Regions from separate parts of the Homo sapiens genome. Here region 1 is linked to region 2. A link is a loop called in an ENCODE intact Hi-C map of the cell type or tissue named here. Cell type or tissue: sigmoid colon. All regions are shown on one strand. Links, peaks and the distances in the headings refer to the core of each region. The heading gives the core; the rest is flanking DNA.

Evidence for each region. Hi-C counts contacts between places; a loop is a spot of excess contacts. Peaks named below come from ENCODE experiments on the same cell type or tissue, not always from the same donor. Only the 100,000 strongest peaks of a DNase experiment are listed, where the experiment ranks them.
Region 1: it touches region 2 in a loop (8-fold over the local background); 4 of 110 quality-filtered maps call a loop at or near these places.

Annotation. Positions count from the first base shown.
Region 1 is chr19:33,770,880-33,783,349 of GRCh38, forward strand. It overlaps CHST8 (carbohydrate sulfotransferase 8), which reads left to right. Exons shown (of 5, transcript NM_001127895.2): 4 at 534-571; 5 at 1,078-2,627. The coding sequence ends at 2,184. Among named protein-coding and RNA genes, the nearest start is that of KCTD15, 20 kb to the right of the region's middle. RefSeq lists a silencer at 7,348-7,507. In sigmoid colon, for the core only: CTCF peaks have their summits at 7,300 (motif pointing right) and 7,508 (motif pointing right); a DNase peak (open chromatin) is centred at 7,292; H3K4me3 peaks cover 443 bases; H3K27me3 peaks cover 4,296 bases.
Region 2 is chr19:33,863,572-33,876,041 of GRCh38, forward strand. It overlaps LOC124904693 (a long non-coding RNA gene), which reads right to left and starts at 5,459. Exons shown (of 2, transcript XR_007067230.1): 1 at 5,248-5,459; 2 at 4,453-5,042. RefSeq lists an enhancer at 5,557-6,199. In sigmoid colon, for the core only: no CTCF peak of the experiment used is centred there; a DNase peak (open chromatin) is centred at 5,370; H3K4me3 peaks cover 1,449 bases; H3K27ac peaks cover 313 bases.

The DNA of each region.
Region 1 (12,470 bases), core at 2,786-10,785, 92 kb before region 2:
AGGAGAAGAAGCACGTTCCATTCCTAGGCCTGGTGTGTGCAAAGGTGTGGGTGTGAATCATATTCCAAGCATAGAGAATCCACAGTGGCCAGAACTGGGGCATGGCTGATGGGGTGTGGAGAGAGAGTGGATCGAGCTTTCTGAAGGGTCCTTTCCCTGTGACTTAATGACATGGTGGGGTGCAGGAGGAGGTGGCCTGTGAGAGTCCTGGCTGCTCCACAGGGCAGGTATGGGCACACCTGGGCAGGGTGCCTTTCCAGACCTTGTAGATCACATCAGGAGGCAGGCGTGATGCAGAGAAGAGAGCCTCAGCTGCGAGCCAGTGGGACCACATGTTTGCTGCGTCCCCATTTTCTGCATGGGTAGGGGATGGAGGGGCTCCAGCACTGAGCCATGCCCTAAGCTGCCTTTCCCTAGAGCCTACCCCAAGATCCCTCCAGCCTGGATGTCCACAGCCAGCAGCCCATAAGCAGTTCCCTGGGAGCCATGTGGCAGATCCGCTAATACTGTCCTCTCCTCTGTTTGCTTTTCAGGAATAAAGTTCAACATCAGGCCAAGGCAGCCCCACCACGTAAGTTCTGAGAGTCAGATAAATCTCAGTGCACACAGCCCTTGGGAAACTGGGGAGGGCTGGGAAGAAAATTAGGAGCTCACATTGGATCCATTCTTGGAAAGAAAAATGTGTCCAGCCTTTCCCAGGAGCCTTGGGAACAAAGCCCAGGGCTCTGGACCCATGAATTTTCCCTTCCTTGTTAGAAGGCTTCTTTGCACGGTGCTAATAGAGGCCGTAAATCTGAGCCCGCCTGCAGGCCACCTATTCCCGCCACCCTCTCCCAGGCCAGGTTCCTGGGAGGACCGCGCCATCTTGTGGCCGAAATGACACTTACACCTCAGCGGGAGGGAGGCCTTTGGGTGCCGGGCCAGGGCTCAGACCGGAGGGGTCTCACCTACAGAGTCAGCCTGTCTCCCTCACCTGAGAGGGACAGGAACCCCAGCCGTGGTGAGAGCCTGACCTGTGTGGCCCTCAGTGCCCAGCTGTCCTTTCCACTCAGATAACCACTTCTCTTCTTGCCCCAGGACCTCCCACCAGGCGGCTCCCAGGATGGTGACTTGAAGGAACCCACAGAGAGGGTCACTCGGGACTTATCCAGTGGGGCCCCGAGGGGCCGCAACCTGCCAGCGCCTGACCAGCCTCAACCCCCGCTGCAGAGGGGAACCCGTCTGCGGCTCCGCCAGCGCCGTCGCCGTCTGCTCATCAAGAAAATGCCAGCTGCGGCGACCATCCCGGCCAACAGCTCGGACGCGCCCTTCATCCGGCCGGGACCCGGGACGCTGGATGGCCGCTGGGTCAGCCTGCACCGGAGCCAGCAGGAGCGCAAGCGGGTGATGCAGGAGGCCTGCGCCAAGTACCGGGCGAGCAGCAGCCGCCGGGCCGTCACGCCCCGCCACGTGTCCCGTATCTTCGTGGAGGACCGCCACCGCGTGCTCTACTGCGAGGTGCCCAAGGCCGGCTGCTCCAATTGGAAGCGGGTGCTCATGGTGCTGGCCGGCCTGGCCTCGTCCACTGCCGACATCCAGCACAACACCGTCCACTATGGCAGCGCTCTCAAGCGCCTGGACACCTTCGACCGCCAGGGTATCTTGCACCGTCTCAGCACCTACACCAAGATGCTCTTTGTCCGCGAGCCCTTCGAGAGGCTGGTGTCCGCCTTCCGCGACAAGTTTGAGCACCCCAACAGCTACTATCACCCGGTCTTCGGCAAGGCCATCCTGGCCCGGTACCGCGCCAATGCCTCTCGGGAGGCCCTGCGGACCGGCTCTGGGGTGCGTTTTCCCGAGTTCGTCCAGTACCTGCTGGACGTGCACCGGCCCGTGGGGATGGACATTCACTGGGACCATGTCAGCCGGCTCTGCAGCCCCTGCCTCATCGACTACGATTTCGTAGGCAAGTTCGAGAGCATGGAGGACGATGCCAACTTCTTCCTGAGCCTCATCCGCGCGCCGCGGAACCTGACCTTCCCCCGGTTCAAGGACCGGCACTCGCAGGAGGCGCGGACCACAGCGAGGATCGCCCACCAGTACTTCGCCCAACTCTCGGCCCTGCAAAGGCAGCGCACCTACGACTTCTACTACATGGATTACCTGATGTTCAACTATTCCAAGCCCTTTGCAGATCTGTACTGAGGGGCGCCGCAGCTGGCCGGGGCCGCCCTGCCCCGGTCACTCACCTGTGCTCCCGGGCATCCTCCTGTCCCTGGCTCCTCATCCTGGGAGCAACAGGGCTCTGAGGACGTGAGGAGCCATCGCTGTGGGAGGCAGCAGGCCCCGGGTGGGGGGCAGAGGCGCCCAGCCTTGGATGGGGACCCCAGCCCCTGGCCTGTACCTGTTTCCTCATTCCTTGGCTGAGGGAGAGGCTGAGAACTGGGCAGACACCCCTGGAGCTCAGCCGACAGTTTTGATGAGCAGGGAAGTCTGAGGCCCAGAGGACGGGGGGCCCAGCGGTAAGGGATGTCCCGCACTCCCTTAGCCATTGCCTTGGACCAAACCACGTGGTTTGCAGCTTTTCTACGAGCCAGGGGGGAGGTTCCCTTGGATTAAGGTTCCAAATAAAGCACATGGTTTCCAGAGCAGCGGTGTGTACTCTGTGGTGGCGTGGGAGCACGTGGACCCTGGGCTGGGCTTTCTGGGGCTCTTTCTGCCTTCCCGGGGCAGCTTGAGCCAGGTGCTGCAGGCCCCACTGCAGAGAAGTCCAGTTCAGGAGCAGCTTCCTGGGAGAAGAGCACAGAGGACCCAGCGGCTCTCAGCCAGGACCTGCAGGCGTCTGAGGCTAGGTCCCAGTCAACTGGGGTGCTTCCGTCTCAGTCCTGGCACATTAATCCTGAAAGGAAAAGATAGGCCTGTTCCTATGGGGGCCTCCTGGGGTGTCTTCTTATCAGTGCACCTTGCAGGGGCCTCTGGGGACTGCCAGAGCAGTAGCCAGCTCTCCAGGCAAGCTGCCAATCAGGGCTGAGGCCGGAGCCAGGGGGCACGGGGCATGCATCTCGGTGGGTGTGGTACTCCCAGCAGGAAGCAAGGCTGTCCCTGGCTTTCTGCACCTCTGAGCCAAGCAGGACTCTGGCCTGAGGCTGTCATCTGCAGACACTCACCCTGATCCCTGGCCCCACTCACCCTGATCCCTGGCCCCACTCACCTGACAAAACCACCTCAGGGCTGTCAGGATGCACATGCTCTGGAGGAGGAGAGGAGAAGCCATAGAGGAAACTTCTCCAAAAGCATACATGTTCACACCAGAGAGGGCTCCAGAAGTGTCAGCAGTCAATGTGGTTCTGGGAAGGTCTGGGAGGAGGTGTTTGTTGGAGTGTTGAGTGTGGGCATGAGTGTGGCTGCATTTGGGTTTTGTTTGTGATGGGAAGGGCTGCCTGACTCTGGAGTCTCTGCCCTCTGTCAGCCTGTCTGCAGGAGCCTCTGCATGCCCTCCTGGGTCATTCTGTGGGTTGCTCTGTGGGCCCTCCCAGGAGGCTGCCCTCTGTCTGTCCCTATTTGCTAGGGGAGATGCTGCTGATTCTCCACGTGGAGGTGCCACTGGATCCCTGGGTGGACCCCCAGGTGGAGGCCCTGCTGATTCCCAGGTGGAGAAACTGCCGGATCCCCAGGTGGAGGAACTGCTGGATCCCCAGATAGAGGAACTGCTGGATCTCCAGGTAGAGGAACTGCTGGATCCCCAGATGGAGGAAATGCTGGATCCCCAAGTGGAGGAATTGCTGATCCCCAGGTGGAGGAGCTGCTGGATCCTCAGTTGGAGGCGCTCCTGTATTACTAGTTGGAGGTGCTTCTGGAATCTCCCCAGGCTCACACCAGCCTGAGCTGCTCCATCTCCTTTTCTGCCTCCATCTTGGACCCTGGAACATTGCAAAGGGGAACAAGGCACTGAGCCTTCCTCCTGCCCCTTTGGGGTAACATCCATCCAGGAGATCTGAGAAGCAGGGAGACCTCCCTCGGGTTCCAGCTGGAAGCGGCTTGGACCATCCAACAGAAGTGACCCAGAGGGGCAGGGAAGAGGCTGTGGTCAGGGCCTGGGGAACTCTTGGGACCCGTGGAAGCTGAGACAGCAGATGCTGAGGGGCCCAGAAAGCCAGAGTAGCTGCCCTGCACCTTGGCCAGGACCAGGGTCCATGTGAGAGGAGACAGGGAAGTGCCTGGCTGAGGACAACCTAAAAAGAGGTGCCCTGGGTCCCGGTGCTCAAACGTGAGACCACGTTCATGTGCAGGAAAGTGTCCCTGGTCATGGGTGCATTTGGTGAAGCCAGAGGCAGTGCCCCTATGGCATCTGCTCAGCAGGGAACACCTGAACTCTCCGCTGACACAGCATCTGGGAGCAGCTTGGAGACAGTGAGGATGACACAGCCCCTCCCCTGGGTGAGCGTGTGTGTGCGTCTGCATGTGTGTGTCGGGGGAGAAGGCACATGCACTTGTATCATCTCTCAGAGAAACGCCGGCTCAAGCTGGACAGACGTGGACACACAACGCATCCATCAGTGGGGGGCTTTTGTTGCAGGTGGTGATGACAGAAGACAGGTGCAGGCAGTGACCATGATCACCACTTGACAGCCCTGAGAGTGACCTCCAACTGAAGGCCAGAGGCCCAGCCTGGAGACCAACCCAGCTCCAACCCCCAACCCCAGCCCCAAACCTCACAGGGCTCAGGAAGAGCCGACTCAGTGCAGTGGTAGGGAAGTATGTGTGTGTGCACGTGTGCATGTGTCTGTGTGTGTGTCTGGGTGTCTGTGTGGGTGTCTGGCCTGTGCTGTGGGGTGGGTGGATGTGAGCGCGTATATGTCTATGTGTGTGTCTGGCCTATACTCTCCACATGTGTGTTTGTGAGTGTGTGTGTTTGGCCTGTACTGTGGGTGGGTGTGAGCATATGGATCATGTGGGTGGGTGTGTTTGTGTGGATGTCTGGCCTGTGCTGTGGGATAAACGGGTGTGAGCATGTGGGTGTGTGTGTCTGGCCTGTGATGTGGGGTGGGTGGGTATGAGCGTGTGTGTGTGTGTCTGTGTCTATGTCTGTGTGTGTGTGTGTGTTTCTGCCCTGTGCTGTAGGGTGGGTGGGTGTGAACGTGTGTGTGTGTCTCTGGCCTGTGCTGTGGGGTGGGTGTGAGCATGTGTGTGTTTGTGTCTGTGTGTGTCTCTGTGTGTATGTCTGGCCTGTGCTGTGGGGTGGGTGGGTGTAAGTGTATGTCTGTATGTGTGTTTCTGTGTGTGTCTGGCCTGTACAGTGTGAGTGTATGTTTGGCCTGTATCATGTGGATGGGAGTGAGCATACAGGTAATGTGGGTCTGTGTGTCTGCGTGGGTGTGTGTCTGTGTGGGTGTCTGGCCTGTGCTGTGGGCTAAATGGGTAATGAGTATGTGGGTGTGTGTGGGGGGAGGGAGGTATCTGGCCTGTGCTGTGGGGTGGGTGTGAGCGTGTGTGTGTGTGTGTGTTTCTAGCCTGTGCTATGGGGTCAGTGGGAGCGTGTGTGTCTGTGTGTGTGTGTTCCTGGAGTGAGGGGTGTGCATTGTGTGTGAGCCCGCGTCCATGCCGGGTGTGGGCTGTGTGCAGTCTGAGTCCTGCCCGTCTCCAGGACCATCTCGTGCACCTGCTCCTCGTCTCTCCCTGCCCATTCGCTGGCCATTTTGTGGATGTCACCTGGAAGGGGCCAACTGATCAGAGACCCTAGAAAGGGCCACTGGCAGCTCCCAGGGGCAAAGGAGGCCCATTGAGTTGGGAGAAGAACAGCCCAAGCCCCAGGGCCCTCCCCAGCTTGGTCCCCCTGTGGGCCCCTCCGGGCGGCCCCAGGGAAGTCCCTGCCAGGCCTCTGCCCTTGAGTGGCTGAGACCTCCTGGATGGGAGCCCCACTCTCTGAGTGGTGACGAGAACAGACGTCCCAAAGCCTAGGGTCCCTCCTGGGGCTTGGGAGCCCCAAAGGCCTTGAGTATCCTGGGGAGATAGGATTCAAGGTCCACACAGATGGTCAGGTGGGAAACTCGGGCAGTTCTGGCTCCCCCCAGCTCCCCCTCCTCCCTGCTGTCTCGACAGGGTTTGGTGGCCCATACAGGGCCTGTCCAAGGGGCCCAGGACAAAGTCAGGCAGGCAGTGGACAGGGGGTCCCCCATCATCTCCCCCTACTCTCAGGCAGGGTTTGCCAATTTCATCCTCAGGGCTGAGCCCCTTGGTGGGGGACAGGAGCCTGTGGAGCCCATGGTTCTGAGGCCTGGAGGCGGCCTCACCTCACTGCCCCTATCTCTTCTTGGCCCCTTCCTCTTCAGGGAGCACTCGTGGTGAACCCAGCGAACATCCTGCTGGCGTCCCTCACTCCTCCACTGCTCTACAAGCCCAGGGGACCCAGAGCTGGGCACAAGAGGCTGTGTTGAACCACGGGATCCAGAAATGGGCAAAGGTGAAAGTTGGGGGTGGGGTAGTCTGGGCTCAAGTAACACTGCCCCTACCTCCGGGGACTCCCAGCTGATGGGTACCATGACTCCTGAATGAGGAATAGGCAGGCGCCCCGGGGAGCAGGGTGTGGGGAGAGGACTGTATGTTAGCCCCACTGCCCTGCCCGGGCCGGGGAGGGGGTGTGGGAGCCCTGAGCTGGGTTCTTCACACTGCCCTGGCCTGGCTGCTTGTTGGCCCTTCTCACTGCCCAGGGCACGCTTTGCACAAGAGGCTCTGTTGGGAGATGGCAGCAGAGGGGGACCCGGGGTCTGGGCCAGGCCGGGGCTACTAGGGGACTATCCTCCTGCCTCTCCTTCACCCTGGGCCGGCCTCAGGAAAGGAGGAGCAGGGGAGCAGCTGGAGGTGCCAAGAGCTCTGGAAGCTAGGGAAGGGGGCAGGGGGCAGGGGCAGAGGGCAGAGAGAGCAACTTCCTGTCACGGGCCTGGGCGACCCTTCCGCGCCACCTGGGTATGCCAGCCTGAGTCAAGTGGACAGTGAGTGCTGAGCGTGGAGAAGTGCAGGTGCGTGCGCGAGGTGTTTAAAGAGGAGACCAAGGGACTGGGACCCTGAGTGTGTCGGGGGTGCAGGTGTCGGGGGTCACTCGTGCTGGGTGCTGCGCTGTGGCCTCGTGTGCGTTGCCCAGTGCCCCTCTCCCAGCGGTGCTGTCCACTCATGCCTCGCTCTACTGTATAGGTGAGAAGACTGAGGCACAGAAAGGCGTGGCCAGAGCTGTGCAGCGCAGGAGTTGGAGCTGGGATTGCGCCCAAGCGGCCGGCAGGGGCTCCCTCGCGTTCGTACCCACAGGCGCAGAGCCGTTCTCCGCCGCCAGGTGGGGCTAAGTCCCCGCTCCCGAGCAGCGGCTTGGGGATCCCCGGCGGGGCCGCCAGGTGGCAGCAGCGCTCTGGCCGCGCGGCTCCAGCTCCCGGGCGCCCCGCGTCCCCAGCCTCCCCACCGCGCAGTCGGCTCCTCTGTCACCTCGCCCTCCCAACCATGGGGTCACGGGGCTCCCGCCCCTCCACTGTCTGCGGGCGGCCTCCAGAGGTTACTCTCAAACCCACCAGCTCCAGGGGACCCGCCTGTGCTAACACTAAGCCCCCAAACACCCGCAGCGCCCCTAAAGCAGTGACATCCACAACCTCCCCGGGGGCTTGTCCTGCACGCTCCATCAGGGTGATGTCAGGCCTTCTCCAACCTCAACCACAACACGAACGCACACGCGCAAACACAAATGCATGCACACACACAGGCACAGACGCACAGACACACACAACCACACACACAGACACACAGACACCCATCCTCACAAACACACACCCAGACAGATATGCAGACACACGCATGCACACAGACCCAGATGCACGCGGACACACAGACACACACGTAAACACACAGAAACATGCACGGCTCAGGACGGGGCTTCTTGCTGCATTGAAATAAATGGGAAGAACCGGAAGGTCCCTCACTGTCTCAGCCAAGTGCATGCACTTCCCACGCTGAGCCCTGTCCTCCACTTCCCCTCCTGCACTGGCCAGAGGTCACCCCCGACACACACACACACACACACACACACACACACACACACACCAGATCCCAGTCCCTTAGCCTACTCCTTAAGCACCTCCCGCGCGCACCTGCGCCCTCTCTGCACACACAGCAGGCTTTCCCATCAGCAGAAAACAAGCTGTCAATGCCCCACCTTTAAAAACGGGGAAGCCGTAGCCAGATGGCCCCTGCAGCGCCTGCCCATTTCTCTCCTCTCCTTCCTGGCAGAACCCACCCCTCAGCCCCCATGGCTTCACCTCCTTTTCCACTCTGGACCCCACCCTGGCCTGCCTTCCAATCTTGCCACCCGCAGAGTCCGCTGACAAGGCACCTTCCACTGCCGCACGCTGGCAATCCCAGGCACTCTTCTGCCTACACACTCCCTGGGCGAGCTCCCCATCACCCCTGTGCTAGACTCCCGGATTTGCCCCTGCAGCCCTGATCGGTAGACCCCCATGGCCAGCCGCCTCACCCCCAGCTGTCGGCACGTCCAGCGGGTGTCTCCACTTGAACGTCTCACCTGAGCCGCACACCTTTCACACCTCAAGCCCCTCCTCTCCCGGCTTCCCGGCTCAGCCTTCCCTACAAGCCCTGGATCGTCCCTTTCGCCCTGCCTCCCAAGGGCATACTGAATCCATGTCCATTCTCCCTCTCCAGGGCTGTCATTTAACCCAAGCCATTATCACACTAGCATCTCCTGCCTTGGCACCTAAAGTAATAAGTAACTATGGAATTTACCGGTTTACCAGGTACTGCTCTAAGTATTTCATATTTTTTGTACCCTGCCCCTCGCGATCCCGGCTGACTGCAAACTCCGCCTCCTAGGTTCAAGAAATTTTCCTGCCTCAGCCCCCCGAGTAGCTGGGATCACAGGGGCCTGCCACCACACCGGGCTAATTTTTGTATTTTTAATAGAGACGGAGTTTCACCATGTTGGACAGGCTGGTCTCAAACTCCCGACCTCAAGTGATTCACTCGCCTCGGCCTCCCAGAGTGCTGGGATTACAGGCTTAAGCCACCTCGCCTGGCTAGCGTTTCACATATAAGAGCTTATCTAATCCTCACTACAACCCTGGAAGACCGTTATCATCCTCCCCATTTTTTGCAGATGAAGACATTGAGACACAGAGAGGTTAAGTAATCTGCCCAAGGCCACACAGCTATAATGGGGATCTTCCAGAATTCAGAGCCTGATGGTTTGGCCCTGGCTCTGTGTGCCCATGAGTGCACAGTTCTTACTGGCTCTCTGGTGTTCCAATGGGGTAGGAGGTTTTGCGACAGCAGAGAAGGAATTGAATGGTCACTAGGGCAAGGGAAAGACAAGCTCTCTGGAGAAAGAGAGGGAGTGTCTCAGGCATTGCTTTGCACCCATTTGCAGTTTATGATGGATGTGCAGGGCACCAGCATGCCTTCCTGCTGCAGCATAAGCAAGGTCACAGCGGGGCTCCTCCTAGACCTGTGTGACAGAGGAGTGAAGGACACAGAGAATAGTCACCCAATCAGGACAAGGCTGGATGAGGAAGGGCATCAAGACAGGAAGGGCTGATAGGCAGAGAGAAGGCGCTGGGGTCTGCGGAGGAAGTGAGGCGGGAGTTGGGGACCTGTGACCTTGGAGATGGTGTGGTTTCCTGTGGTGACAGGCAAACTGTGGCCAGGGGTGGCAGTGGCCAGGATCACGATGATGACTTTCACCTCTGCCCACCATGATAATCTCCTGGATGGAGATGACCTCGGTTCCAGGGCTTGTGAACAAGTCACGCCCCACAGAGGGACCCTCTTCAGCCTCCTCTGGGGTCTGGTGACACGGTGGTCCTGTACCTGTGCCTCTGGCTCCATCAGTTCACACTTGCTACCTGCCTGCTTACCTGCCTGCTGTCACCTGTTCCAGCCTGTATCCACCTGCCTGTGACTACCTGAGTTTGCCTGTGACCACCCACACCCATCTGTCTCTCTCTGCCTTGGTGGGTGGTGGTTTTGGGGCTACAGGTCAGCCCCCTCCTCCGCGTGCAGGGCCTGAGAGCAGGGGCGTGGGAGACGGAGTCTGCCAATCTGGCCGCACCAGCTGGAGATGAGCCCAGGACTGCTGACGCCTCCAGCCTGCCTCTGGGGAGACCATGCTGTGTGGATGACAGTCCCCTAAGACCCGGAAGCGAGCCACGTCTGGGAGGATGAGATGGGGTCGGCAAATCTGGGCCGGGAGGGAAGGCTGCATTCTTGCTCTCCAAACCGATGTGCTGAATTTTACTTTTCCTTTTAGTTATTTCTTCTTCTTAAATCCTGTTTCTCTCCCTGAGGCAGCTAATCTATTATTTAACATCGGATTGTGGGATTGAAACTCCAAGGCAAATTGAAAATTATTTGTGTTTGAGGTTTCAGGCGTGAAGCTGAGGCAACCATTTCTGAGAGATCCTGAGAACCCGGGCAAAGGTAGCGAACCCACAGCACTGTTCCTGGAAGGGGCTGAGAGGACTGGGGTGCAGGAAGCGTTCCACAGACCTGGCAGGCTGGGGGGCCCCGCTATGCTCCAGCCTTGCCCACCCAAAGCCCGCAGCTCGGGGGTCATTAATCTCCATGTGGCATTTCACTTGGGAAATGCTGTCAACACCTCCCACTGGCCAAAGTCCTCAAGAGGCTGGGCAGGTGCCATCAGTCACCCTGGGCCTGTGCCCACCCTGGGGGAAATGCCTCGGTCATGAGAGGATTAATGACACGAGGAGAAGGGCTCGTCATCATTTTTCAAGGTTCGGCTCTCTGTAGATCTGCAGGCAGGATTGCTGGCCTAACAGTCAGTGGAGAGTGACCCAAGGCTCTGGAGAGTGACCAAGGAACACGGCTGAGGGTGGGGGGCCCTGGCCTGGACCCCCGCTGAGTGCCCGAAGACTGATGGAGCATGCGACCTCCTAGCGCTGGCTCTCAGGACATGAATCGGGACCAGAAGGAGGAGTGGGCTTGAGCCCAGGGGAGTGTGAACAAACACTGTGTGAGCCCCACATAGACATCTGCGGATCACGGAATGGGGGAACTGGGAGACGCCAGGTCAGGGAGATCCTTGGATTTTGGATAAGGGATAAGGAGATTGGATTTTGTGTTGGAAACAGCGGAACCATTGAAGGAGGGGTGTACTACGGTCAAGTTCCATGCCCAGAAGGATCCAGAATGAGGCTGAGGGGCTGTCTTCATCCATCTTAGTCTGTCTGGGCTGCTACATCAAAAATCCCATAGACTGGGTGACTCAGACAACAAACAATTTCTCACAGTTCTGGAGGCTGAGATCAAGGCGCCAGCAGATGCAGTGTCTGGGGAGGGCCGGTTTCCTGGTTCATAGGGGGCCCTCTTCCTGCTGTGAACTCATGGCAGAAGGGGTGAGGAGCTCCCCAGGGCCTCGTTTATCAGGGTGCTAATCCCATTCACGAGGGCTCCACCCTTAGGACCTAATCACCACCAAAAGGCCCCACCTCCTCACACCATCACTTTGGGGTTGAGGATTTCAACATAGGACACAATATTGTCAGGGGACATTCGGCGCATAGAAGAGGCTATCAGCACATCTCCATCCAACACTTAGAGCGGTCACACGTGTCAGGCCTTGTGCTAGACCTGGGTGATGGCACCCTTATGCCCCCAGCTCAGAACAGAGCTGAGCATCGAGGATCTGGGACCACAGAGAAGTGGGAGGAGTCTCCCACAAGGTCCTCTGCCACCCAGATTTATAAAGGAAAGAGGTTTAATCGACTCACAGTTCCACATGGCTGGGGATGCTTCAGGAAACTTACGATCATGGCAGAAAGGGAAGCAAACACGTCTTTCTTCACATGGCAGCAGGAGAGAGAAGTGCCGAGCAAAGGAGGAAAAGCGTCTTATAAAACCATCAGATCTTGTGGAACTCACTCACTATTACAAGAACAGCACGGGGGTAACCGCCCCCACGATTCAATTACCTCCCAGTGGATCCCTCCCATGACACGTGGGGCTTATGGGAACTACAATTCAAGATAAGATTTGGGTGGAGACACAGCCAAACCATATCACCGTGGGATCTCAATGAAACTGCAGCCATAGCTGCCCATCATGAACTGGGTCCTGTCAGAACCACCAAGTCAAAAGGCCAAGTGGACTCAGCACCTCCTATCAAAAGATAGAAGTTGGCCAGATGCAGTGGTCACACCTGTAATCCCAGCACTTTGGGAGGCAGAGGCAAGAGGATCGCTTAAGGCCAAGAGTTTGAGACCAGCCTGAGCAACATAGAGAGACCACGTTTCTACAAACAAAAAGTAAAAAATCATCCAGGTTTGGTGATGCACACCTGCAGTCCCAGCTACTCAGGAGGCTGAGGCAGGAGAATTGCTTGAGCCCAGGAGTTGGAGGCTGCAATGAGCTGTGATTGCACCACTGCGCTCTAGCCTGGGTGACAGAGTAAGACCTTGTCTCTAACTAGTAATAATAAGATAGAAGTG
Region 2 (12,470 bases), core at 2,329-10,328:
ACCCCAACCCACCTTTAAGGGCCCACCCTAAAGCCAGGGCCCACCCTACTTCTGTCCTGGACAAGCGGGTGGGGGTGTTGGTGGGACAGGGGACTCCCAAGGTAGTGTCCATGGCCCGCTCCCTGCACCTGCCCACAGGGGAAGGATGCAAAGAGCAGGAGGCCAGTGGACACAGTGGGCATGGGCTTGGGGTAGGGTTGGTGCATGAGGGGGTTTGACTTTTTTTTTTTTTTTGCAATGGAGTCTCACTCAGTCTGTCGCCCAGGCTGAAGTGCAGTGGCATGATCTTGGCTCACTGCAACCTCCATCTCCCAGGTTCAAACAATTCTCCTGCCTCAGCCTCCCAAGTAGCCAGCACTACAGGTGTCCGCCACCATGCCTGGATAATTTTTTTTTTTTTTTGAGACAGAGTCTCGCTCTGTCCCCAGGTTGGAGGGCAGTGGCGCAATCTCGGCTCACTGCAACCTCCACCTTCTGGGTTCAAGTGATTCTCCTGCCTCAGCCTCCCGAGTGGCTGAGGTACAGGTGCATGCCATCATACCTGGCTAAATTTTTGTATTTTTAGTAGAGATAAGGTTTCACCATATTGGCCAGGCTGGTCTTGAACTCCTGATCTCAAGTGATCCACCCACCTCAGCCTCCCAGTGTTAGGATTACAGGTGTAAGCCACAGCGCCTGACCCAGCTACCTTTTTTTTTTTTTTTTTTTGGTATTTTTAGTGAAGACAGGGTATTGCCATGTTGGCCAGGCTGGTCTCAAACCCCTGACCTCAAGTGATCTGCCCACCATGGCCTCCCAGAGTGTTGGGATGACAGGTGTGAGCCACCACACCTGGTCAAGGGGGCTTTGACTTCTAATCAGTTCCTTTCCCTCCCTTCCTCAGATACAGACCCAAACTCTGGGGCACACAGTGGTGACATAAGGCAGTTTATCCAAGCATGTGGAGTTGGGGGAGATGCTGTCTACAGGGTGGAAGCCAGGATGAGCCAGGAGCAGGGCTCTGAGATGGGGCACAGGACCACCTACGATCTCGCCTGAGCGCCTGGCTGCATATGAGGTGAGTTTAGGAAGCTTGTCTCACAGCCACACCCCACTGGCAAGAAGCCAGCAGGGAGCAAAACCAGTATGTTCATTTCAGTATTCTCTCCCAAGTGTGTGCCTGTCACATATCTTATTTTGAATCAAATTATGTATATTATTTGGAGGGATTGATTGCTGAAAATGAGAAAAGCTAGAAGGACCTGTCTCACACAGGTTTATTCAGAACTGAGACCAGAGATACAGCACTGGAGCATAGAACTGAAATGTCTGACTTTGATTCAGGGCCTAGGACCCTTCTGGTGTCCTACGAGTCAGGATCCTGGTGCACTGGTCCATGCAGAAATGACACTTCTCTTTCCTTCTAGAGTCATTCCCTCCACTCCACAACTCATTGTCCGCTTGGACTAGGCTGGATTCCCAAGCAAAGAACAATGCAGGAGGATTGCTTGAGCCCAGGAATTCAGAACCAGCCTGAGCAACATAGTGAGATTCTGTATCTACAAAAAATTTTTAAAAATTAGCCAGGCATGGTGGTGCACACCTGTACTCCCAACTACTCAGGAGGCTGAGGCAGGAGGATCACTTGAGCCCAGGAGTTGAAGGCTGCAGTGAGCTATGATCACACCAGCCTGGGCAACAGAATGAGACCCTGTCTTTGAAAATTAAAAACAGAAGAAAAAAAATGATAATGCACAACGAATGTTATCTGTGTCCTAGGCACCATGCTAAGGGCTTCCCATAAATTGTCTCGTCCTTGCCCGAGCCCTGTGGAAGAGGTGCCGACATCCCTCCCATCTTACAGGAGAGGAAACTGACAGTGAAACAGCACTTGACCTGCGTGGCGACTCTGTAACGTATCCTCTCTGCTGCGGTGCTGGACGGACTTAAGAGAAGATGCTGGCCAGAGGGCACCTTAGAACTCCTGGTTTGTTCTAGCCCATTTTTGTGTCGCTAAAAAGGAAGACCTGAGACCTGGGTAACTGATAAAGAAAAGAGGTTTATTTGCCTCACAGATCTGCAGGCTGTACAAGAAGCATGGCATCAGCACCTGCTTCTGGTGGGGCCTCAGGAAGCTTCCACTCATGGCAGAAGGAAAAAGGGAGCTGTGTGTCACATGGCAAGAGAGGGAGCAAGAGAGAGGGGAGAGAGGTGCCAGGCTCTTTTAAACAGCCAGATCTCGCAGGAACTCAGAGCGAGAATTCACTCATTCACCAAGCCATTCATGAGGAATCCATCCCCATGACCCAAACACCTCCCATCAGGCCCCCACTCCAACACTGGGGATCACATTTCAACATGAGGTTTGGAGGGGACACACACCCAAACCATATCACCTGATATTTGTAGAAATCAATGCCTGGGGCAGCTCCAGAGTGTCTATATAAGCAGCGTACATCTGGGACCCTCAGAGACTCCATGCCCCCTTGTGACTTCTAAGAATTGAATTCAGGCCAGGCTCAGTGGCTCACATCTGTAATCCCAGCAGTTCGGGAGGCTGAGGCGAGCAGATCACTTGAGGTCAGGAGTTCGAAAACAGCCTGACCAACATGGTGAAACCCTGTCTCTACTAAAAATACAAAAAAAAGTCAGGCATGGTTGGTGCATGCCTGCAATCACAACTACTGAGGCATGAGAATCACTTGAACCCAGGAGGTGGATGCAGTGAGCTGAGATCACACCACTGCACTCCAGCCTGGGTGACAGAGTGAGACTCCGTTTCAAAAAAAAAGAATTGAGACCCCCTCTGCTGGGAAGGACCAGGAGCAGCCCTCAGAGCCCATCTGGGTGGCATCTCAAAAGATGCTGCTGGAAAGAAGGAATCTGGGCAGATTATGGGGTTTCTGAAATGCACTAATGTATTTCTATCAGAAATGGCAAAGAAGTTGAAAATAGTATCTGAGAAGGTCAGAATGGAATGAGTTTCCATTGCTGCCTGCTAACCAGAGAATAGCTCTTGTTCATGTCTGTGACTGGGCAGGATTCTCGGGGCTGCCTCTGCCAAAGGCCGAGTATGGGGGTCTCTGGGGTCTTACCTGGAAAGCTTTGGAATTTCCCAGGCTGCAAGATACTCCCCTTTGTCTCAAGACAAGAGCTCAGCTGTGCAGCCAGGATGCAGCCATCAGGAGCTTCCTTGATGCTGGGAAGGGCTTGGGAGACCCTCCTGGGGCATGGCCGGCTCCACAGATGGGCAAAGGCAGGGAGGACGTCCTGCATTTTTCAAAGATGGACATCCATGCCAGGTCTGAGTGGTTCTGGTCCTATGGGGGTATCTCCTGGCCAAACCTTTGGTGAACCCCACCTGAGAAGCCAACAGGCACTTGCATGGCAGAGACACTTAGTGAGAACCCAGGGTCGGCGAGCAGGCAGGCAACAGAGGGCTGGAACACTAGGTCCACAAATATCAGTCCTGTGCTTGCGGGTACCTCCAGAGGAGGAGGCCAAAGTGAAGGCCTAGGACTCCACAGCTCCTGCTGTGGAGGGAGGGCAGGATGGGAGTTGAAGGTAGGGAGGCGCCCAGATACACAGGTCCAGTAGCAGATGCTGGCCACTACACACAGGCTCCAGGGAGGAAATCTGGCCAACACAACAGTAGAGCACCTCTTCTGTAACCTCTGCACTTTGGGAAGCCGAAGCATGAGAATTGCTTGAGGCCAGGAGTTTAAGACCAGCCTGGGCAACATAGTGAGACCCCCATCTCTACAAAACATATTTTTTTTTTTTTTTTTTGAGACAGAGTTTCACTTTGTCGCTCAGGCTGGAGTGAAGTGGTGCAATCTTGGCTCACTGCAACCTCTGCCTCCCAGATTCAAGCGATTCTTGTCCCTCAGCCTCTCCAGTAGCTGGGATTACAGGCATGTGCCACCAGGCCCAACTAATTTTTTGTATTTTTAGTAGATATGAGGTTTTGCCATGTTGCCCCGGTTGGTCTTGAACTCCAGAGCTCAGGCAATCTGCCCATTGCAGCCTCCCAAAGTGCTAGGATTACAGGTGTGAGCTACCGAGCCCAGCCAAAACATAAAAAATTTAAAACAGTTTAAAAAAAAAGTTAAAAAGGTTTTTGTTTTGTTTTGTTTTGTTTTGTTTTTTTAAAGTAAAGCACCTCTTTAATTGGGCTGGGCATACATTTTGGTTTATGAGATTGGTCTTTTCAACTTCCAGTGACCAATTAAGATGAAACTGCCTTTCACCATTCACTCAGTTGATAATGGCAGCACAAACATGTACTAGGTCCCTGGCTCACATGGCCAAGGGTCACAACGGCTGCCCATGTTCTCCTGATGGAAACTTTTTTATGGCTTTACAAAGATTTGATGTGATTCTTTTTTCCGTGAAGGACTGGGGCTCTCGACACAACGCTATACAGTAACGCTGTAATCTTGGGGCTTAATCAAAACATATTCCAACAACCTATTCTGGTGCCACGAATGAATGTTTATTTTAAACAATTTGCTACGGCTTTTTTTTTTTTAAGAGAGAGAAAGAAGGGAATTTCTTGAAGCCAAATTTCTCCCTGCCCTTAAGCTTGTCTCTCCACTCGAAAGACTGTGTCAGACGCCCAAGTCGTAATTAACCACAGAGCTGTTTGGGAGAAAGGGAGACCGAGGGGGTATTTGACAAAGAATTAACAGATGTCATTTCGGCGGCGGCTGGCCCACTGCTGCTGGGCCATTTGTTGGATGGAAGCTGATTCGGCTGCTGTCGTAAACAGAGAGTAGTAATAATTATATCCAGGCTGCATTAAGCATAGCAGATTGGATGTATAACATTCTGTTAAAAACCAGCTCCTCTCCTGTTTCTCTCGAGACACAATGGAGACGACCCCCAGTCCCCAGTTTTGAAAGCCGTCTCCAAGGATCCTGACAGACTTTCCAATAGGGAAATAGGTCATGTTCTTTCGTGGCTAATTCTGCTGAGGTTCCTGGGATGGCAAAGGGATCTGCTGAAAAGCGAGTTCCAGGCACACTTCAGTAAACCAGCCACACCGCACACCGCAGAGCTGCCTTTTTCCATTTGAAAAATGAAAGAATTAAATTCAAAACAAACAACTTCAATTTAACACCAAACTACAGGATAACCAATCTTAAAAATGTCACAGCGTAATGGATCTTAATACCCATAGAAAACACAAAAACAACACCATTGTTCCCCAGCAAATGCAGAGCAACCTCGCAGAATTTCAGTGAAGGAGAAAGAAGGGAAAAACACCTTATTACTTCCAACCCCTGCGAGCCATTTTGGTCTCCAAAGGTTTTAGGCTGCCTGAGGCCGTGTGTCTGCAGTGTTTCGGGAAATGACTTGCCTTAGCACGAACGCTGCTCTGTTCTGCAGCGACGCTGCCTGCCCGGGAGCGGTGCCGCTCCATTTCTGGTTAACTCTTCCTTCCCGGGCCTGCCGCTCGCAGGAGCAGTGTGGGCAGGGCCCAGGGACGCCACTGCAACCCAGCTTCCTGCAGGGCAGCCGGACTGGCACCTCTAGGAGCAGCTTCTCCAAGAAAGTGGCTTCAGCAGAACAGCCAGCTACCCCCACCGCTCTGGAGAATCTGTTCTCAAACCAAGCTATAAAGCGACTGTCATCAAAAGGCACAACACAGCTGAAACCAGGGGACAGAATCGGGGCCTTGTGGGCCAATACTGGCCGATCCAGCCTCTCAGGGTGCCCTGCTGGGGACAGCTTCCCATCTCTGCCACAAAACCAGGAAGGACACTCTTCTGGTTAGCAGGGTACAAGCGGAGTCCAGCCGGATACTAGGGCACAACTTGGGCCTGAGGACATGGGGTGAGGGAAGCACAGGGACAGAAACGTTTTCGCCACATATCTGAGCTGAAAGATGACAGAGAACCACTTAGCACTTAAGAGGTTAATACAATTCCTAAGTGTTCAGCAATCATGGCAATTTAGTGCCATTTCGATTATTACACAATAAACAGACCATGTTGTCTGGAAGCAAATTTTTATGAGTATAGCTGAAGGGGCTGCAACTTATTTAGCTGTGGAAACTCGAAGGGAAAGAGACTTCCAAATGCTAACACCACGGAGCAGAAACACAGGTAGCAAAGAAAGGTTATTCTCAGGTCACCGCCCTGGCAAGTCACCACCATGACCTTCAAAATGAGTATATCCTTAGAGGGAAATCAAGTTCACCAAAGGGTTCTTTACACAGAACCATTTGACTGATAATATTGTTGAGTTTCAGCGCAAAAGATTTGGGAATTTCCAGAAACATGTTATGTTCGGCAAAAAAAAACATGATGTTAACATGGGATGGGGAATGTATACAGGGTTTTGGCCACTTGGAATATGCATTGAATACAAACACCTGCAAGACAGCTCATTCATAGACACAGGTCGCTGCTGTAGCTTATAGGTACTTGGGTACGATGATCACAAACCTGATCAAATTCCTAATACAACAAGAAAATCAAATATGTAAACAGAATTGTGGGAGATGCTGTAACTCTCAAAGGTTCTGCAAAATTTTATGGCACACTGAGCTCCAAGAGACACATTTTTCCTTTAAGGCACACAAAGGTTTGGATTTGGGGAGGAGGACAGCCTTGCCCCAGCTCCACCAATGGAGGAAGGAAATCACCCCAGAGGTACTTCAAGACTCAAGGTTAAAATGTGCATGTGTGCATCTATACCTTTATGTTTGTGCATTTTTAGGCTTGCACAAGGCACTCACATTCATGAGGTGTCTGGAACAACCAAGCTGCCCTCTGCTGAACAAAGCAAAGAGGTTGTTATTTTTACCCCCATTTTACAGATGAGCTAACTGAGGTTCCACTTAGGAACCTAGGGCCCCTTCCTGGGGGGAATTGGATAGTCTTGTAGTTAGCCTTTGTGCACAAACTGCAGACCCAAAGAGGTTGGAGGACTTTCTCCTCAAGGGTCCCTGGGACACATGGAGCTGGCTGTGGGTGGCAGTGGAGTGGAGGGTGGGGGCAAGATAAAGCTGCAAAGACGCACCCTGCTTCCAGGGTGTGAAGAGTAATCCTGCTTTGGGTAGAATTGGGTGGGGGCTGTGAGAGCATAGCCTCTGCCTGGTGGCATCCACCTACCCACCCATCCACCTACCCATCCATCCATCTACTCAATCATCCATCCATCTATCCATCCATCCATCCATCCACCCATCCATCCACATACCCACCCATCTACCTACCTACCCACACATTCACCCATCCATCCATCCACCCACCCATCCATCCACATACCCACCCATCTACCTACCTACCCACACATTCACCCATCCATCCATCCACCCACCCATCCATCCACATACCCACCCATCTACCTACCCACCCACCCATTCACCCATCCATCCATCCACCCATCCTCAACCTCATGTTGAGGAGGGCTGGGCTGGATCCTGGGGCTGCCATGGCTAATGCAGACAGCAAAAACGTCTCAGCTGCCAAGATCAAGTAAGACTTTCTACCCCATCTCCAATATACCAGCCTGCCTAACTCCTGAAAGCTTACCTGTAGAAAAGCAATGATCTCAAACAGTGGAATGCACAAGAGTTAACTGGGGTGCCTATTGAAAATGTACATTTCTGATTCAGTAGGTCTGCGGTGCTGGGGCAGAGCTCATGGACTCAAATGAATAGGGAACTCAGGTGATTCTCTCTCTCTCTCTCTCTTTTTATTTTTTTTATTTTGGAGACAGAGTCTTGCTCTGTCACCCAGGCTAAAGTGCAGTGGCATGATCTCGGCTCACTACAGCCTCTACCTCCCAGGTTCAAGCAATTATCTTTGCCTCAGCCTCCTAAGTAGCTGGGATTACAGGTGCCCACCACCACACCTGGCTAATTTTTGTATTTTTAGTAAAGACAAGGTTTCGCCATGTTGGCCAGGCTGGTCTCAAACTCCTGACCTCAGGTTATCCGCCTGCCTCAGCCTCCCAGAGTGTTAGGATTACAGACGTGAGCCACTGTGCCCAGCTTCAACTCAGGTGATTCTCAAAACAGGTAGTCAGAAGAGCACACCTTGAGAAACCTTGATTTTGGGTCACATTTCTCTGTGCAAAGTAGTCTTCTTAGGTCTTTCAAAAATGCTATGTTCCTCGGAGGTGCAGCATATTTAGTTCTTAACAGGAATTTATAAGATACTGGTGACCACCCTCCAGTCTGTTCATCCATCCACCCACCCATCCACCCATTCTTCCTCCCACCCACCTACCCACCCATCTACCTATCCATCCGTCCATTCGTCTATCCACCTACCCACCCACCCATCCATCCACCCATTCACATATCCACCCACCCATTCACCCACTGTATCAGTCCATTCTTATGCTGCAATGAAGAAATACCTGAGACTGGGTAATTTAAAAAGAAAAGAGATTTAATTGACTCACAGTTCTGCTTGGCTGGGAAGGCCTCAGGAAACTTACAATCATGGCGGGAGGGGAAGCAAATATGTCCTTCTTTACAAGGCAGCAGGAGAGAAAACTGCCAAGCAAGCAGGGGAAAAACCCTTATAAAACCATCAGATCCCGTGAGAACTCACTCACTATCACAAGAACAGCATGGGGGTAACCGCCCCCATGATTCAATTGCCTCCCATTGGGTCCCTCCCATGACAGGTGGGGATTATGGGAACTACAATTCAAAATGAGATTTGGGTGGGGACACAGCAAAACTATATTGCCCACCTACCCACCTGCCCACCCATCCACCCATTTACCTGTCCACTCATTCACTGCTCTATTTATCCATCCACCTACCCACCCATCCATCCACCCATTCACCCACCTACCCACCCACCCATCCATCCACTCATTTGCCCATCCAGTCATTCCACTGAACCACCCACTCACCCATCCACTCACCTACCCATCCATCCACCTACCCATCCATCCACCTACCCACCCATCCACCTACTCATCCATCCATCCATCCATCCATCCATCCACCCACCCATCCATCCATCCACCCACCCACCCATCCATCCACTCATTTGCCCATCCACCCATCCACTCAACCACCCACTCACCCATCCATTCACCTACCCATCCATCCACCTACCCACCCATCCACCTACTCATCCATCCATCCATCCATCCATCCGTCCATCCATCCACCCACCCATCCATCCATCCACCCATCCACCCATCCACCCACCCATCCATCCATCCTTCCATCCATCCACCCACCCATCCATCCATCCACCCATCCACCCATCCACCCACCCATCCACCCATTTATCCTCCTACCCATTTATCCATTCATCCATGCTTCTGTGCAACAGATCTTTCCTGGACACTGATTCCATGAAAAGCCATGTTCTAGGTGCCGGAATGGTAGAAGAGGTCCCAGCAGGCAGATGAAGGGGCAGACCCTAAAGGGAGCTGGTGACTCAGAGAGGGGACACCACTGTGGGATGCCCAGAGGTAGATGGCTTCATCACAGTGGTACACACTCCTGGCCATAGCCTTAGGGTCCCACAAGCAGATGTGACGGATGGCTTACAGCACATTTTGGGCCCTGAGGGCACGAATCATCTGAAAGGGCCAAATTCTTTTCCCCTCAGAAAGAAAAATATAACTCATGACTGCTACATGGTGAGAAAGAGGAAGAGGTCTGGACATGAAGGAAGAACAGAAATAGAAGGAGAATGACAATGGCAGCCACAAAGAGCATGCAGATAAAAACACCTGAGGCTTCTTTAGAGACCCAGGCAAGGCCTATTGAGAGCCCAGAGCCACCGGGCTTAGAGCTTTTGTGTCCCCATGCTCAGTCTTGATTTGGAATTCTCTTGGAAACATTGTTTATAATTGGCCATTCAGAACAACCTTAGTGCTTATAAAGCTGTCACCCATGTGGTCCAGTCTCAGGTCAGTGTCTCAGACAAAGAACCTGAATCCATCAGCTTAAATGTAATTTCAAAGTCAGACAAGTTCAATCCTGCCATTTCTCAAACACTCTGAAGGAGATACAAGATCACAAGTGCTGCATCTTAAACCTGTCCCTTCTCTCCTGCCTCTTGTCTGGAAGGCTGCAGTTGCTGGTCTTTTCAACACTCCGCAGCACTCTTCCCAGGTCTCTCCCTCTTGACCCTGACCTTCCCTCCCTCCCCTTTGTTTCCAATCCTGCTGCACACAAACCCCAAAAGGGCTGGCCTTGTTGGCCAAGGAGGGTAGTGACTGGGTGAGTGTGAGCCCCTTGGACTTCTTATCTGAAAAGTGGAGACTATACTATGACCTCATGGGTTTGTGATCCATTAAATGAAAGAATATAAATAAAACATTTAGCCTGTAATCCCAACACTTTGGGAGGCTGAGGAGAGAGGATGGTTTAAGCCCAGGAGTTTGAGACCAGCCTGGGCAACATGGCGAAACCATATCTCTACCAAAAATACAAAAATTAGCTGGGTATGGTGGCATGTGCCTGTAGTCCCAACTACTTGGGAGGCTGAGGTGGGAGGATGGCTTGAGCCCAGGAGAAGGAGGTTGCAGTGAGCTGAGATCATGCCATTGCACTCAAGCCTGGGTTACAGAACCAGACCCCGTCTCAAAAAAAAAAAAAGAAAAAGAAAAAAGAAAAGAAATTAATGAAGGCATCAGGCATCAGTACATGGTAGACAATTAATGAATATCACTGTTCTCACGGGAAAACCTAAAATAGGGAGGAAATCACAGATTTTATTATTTCAGAATTTATTATTTCATATGGGATGATTCTATATCTTACAAAAATAAATGTATAACTTTTGGAGAATGTTTGTCTAATTTACGGCAAGGAGAAGTGGAGTGTAAAGTTAGTATTATGCAACATTTTCCCCAGATAATTCCCGTATTGATATTCTAATGAAAATAGGCTCCCCAAATTCTGCATTTTTATCGTGTGTGTCTATGCTAGCATTTATGTTATATTCTGAATTAACAAACTTCAAACGCTAAAAAATTACATATGCAGAAAAATAGGGAAAAGGGATATGCATCTTTTGTAAGTCTCAGTGGAGCGCAGGCAAACCTCTAGCCCTATCTGATACTCCTAGCTTAAACCACATGGTAGTTTTGGAATGGGAGAACATTAATGACTACAAAACAATAAGAAGGCTGTTTAGACATGTGCAAAAAAAAAAAAAAAAAAGGAAATCTTTAAAATCAGGCTGTGTCTTTATCATTGAATGCCTACTAATGAATATCATTCTCAATAAAGAAACTTCTGGCTCTCTCATGTTCTGTTTGTTAAAATAGCATCCAAGACATTTTCTATAACGCAAACTTAATGCAAACCCAAAACAAAATAAAAAGGAAAGAATGTCAAAAGAACAAACTTTTAAAACTCTGCACTTTTTTTTTATTATTAGATGCTATTCCTGACTTGTTAAAATTGATCAAATAGAAAGCTGTGAAAAGAGAAAAAATTAAGCCAACTAGAAAAGTGTGACTTGGATTTAATATTTTATAATTGCCAAGGGACATACTGAGATCAATGAATTTTTGCCTGAAATGAACGTCAGAAAGAGATGTACTTCAGTCTTTTAGGGAACATTGGTCTATTTAATTCTTGTGTCTGATGCATGTGAAATAGGCCTGCCTCGGCCTTCTTTCTCTGCCGGGGGTGTTGCTGGCAGCGGACATTACCACTTTTAATAGGCCGCTGTCTGAGGAGTGGCAAGGGAGCCCATAACCCATCGACTCTAATGGATCAGCCTGTTTATTCACTTACACCTTTTTTTTTTCCCAGCTAATTTTAGTTTTGCATGCTGAGTTGTTTCGCTTTGAATTAAATGAATAGAAACAAAGGGAAAAGCCTGTGCAGCTAATAAACCATGATGATGTTCACGGCCCTCTCAACAGGCTTCTCCACATAGCAGGTATCCCATCTGAGAACAGATTCACTGTGGCATTTTCTCCACTTGTTGACGAAATTAACATTTTATACATGCTCACATTCAGAGGAAAAAAATTAAATTATTCAAATTGCTTGATCGAGAATGCACCGTTGTTTGGAGTAGACCTACGCGCCCAGCCTCAGGCCACCGACATCCTCAGATTTCAGACACCGGTCAGTGACTTTTTCTGCCTGGGGGGGTCATCCCACAGCTCTCCGTGGGGTCACACAAACAGGAAAAATGCCCCAGTGCTTTGCTTTGTCTAATGAAAAACCAGAGAGACACAAGGAGGCTATGTCAGCGTGCCCTTCAACAGAAATAACAGGAGTCAGTGGTTTAAAAACATCCCCCTCCCAAACTCCCTCTCTATGCCCAGAGAACTTGAAGAAGGTTCCAGAAACCTTTTAGGTCGATAGCTGCCAAGGGGTATGAGAGAGACAAGAATGTCCAATATAAGAGAGAGGGGAAAGGGGTCAGCTTCCCCTTATCTTCTGAATAGGACCCATTTTCCATTTGGGGTTTGGAATTGTCACAAAGACCCCAATGGCAGAGGAGGGGGCTGCACCCGCCTCTTCCCCATTGAGA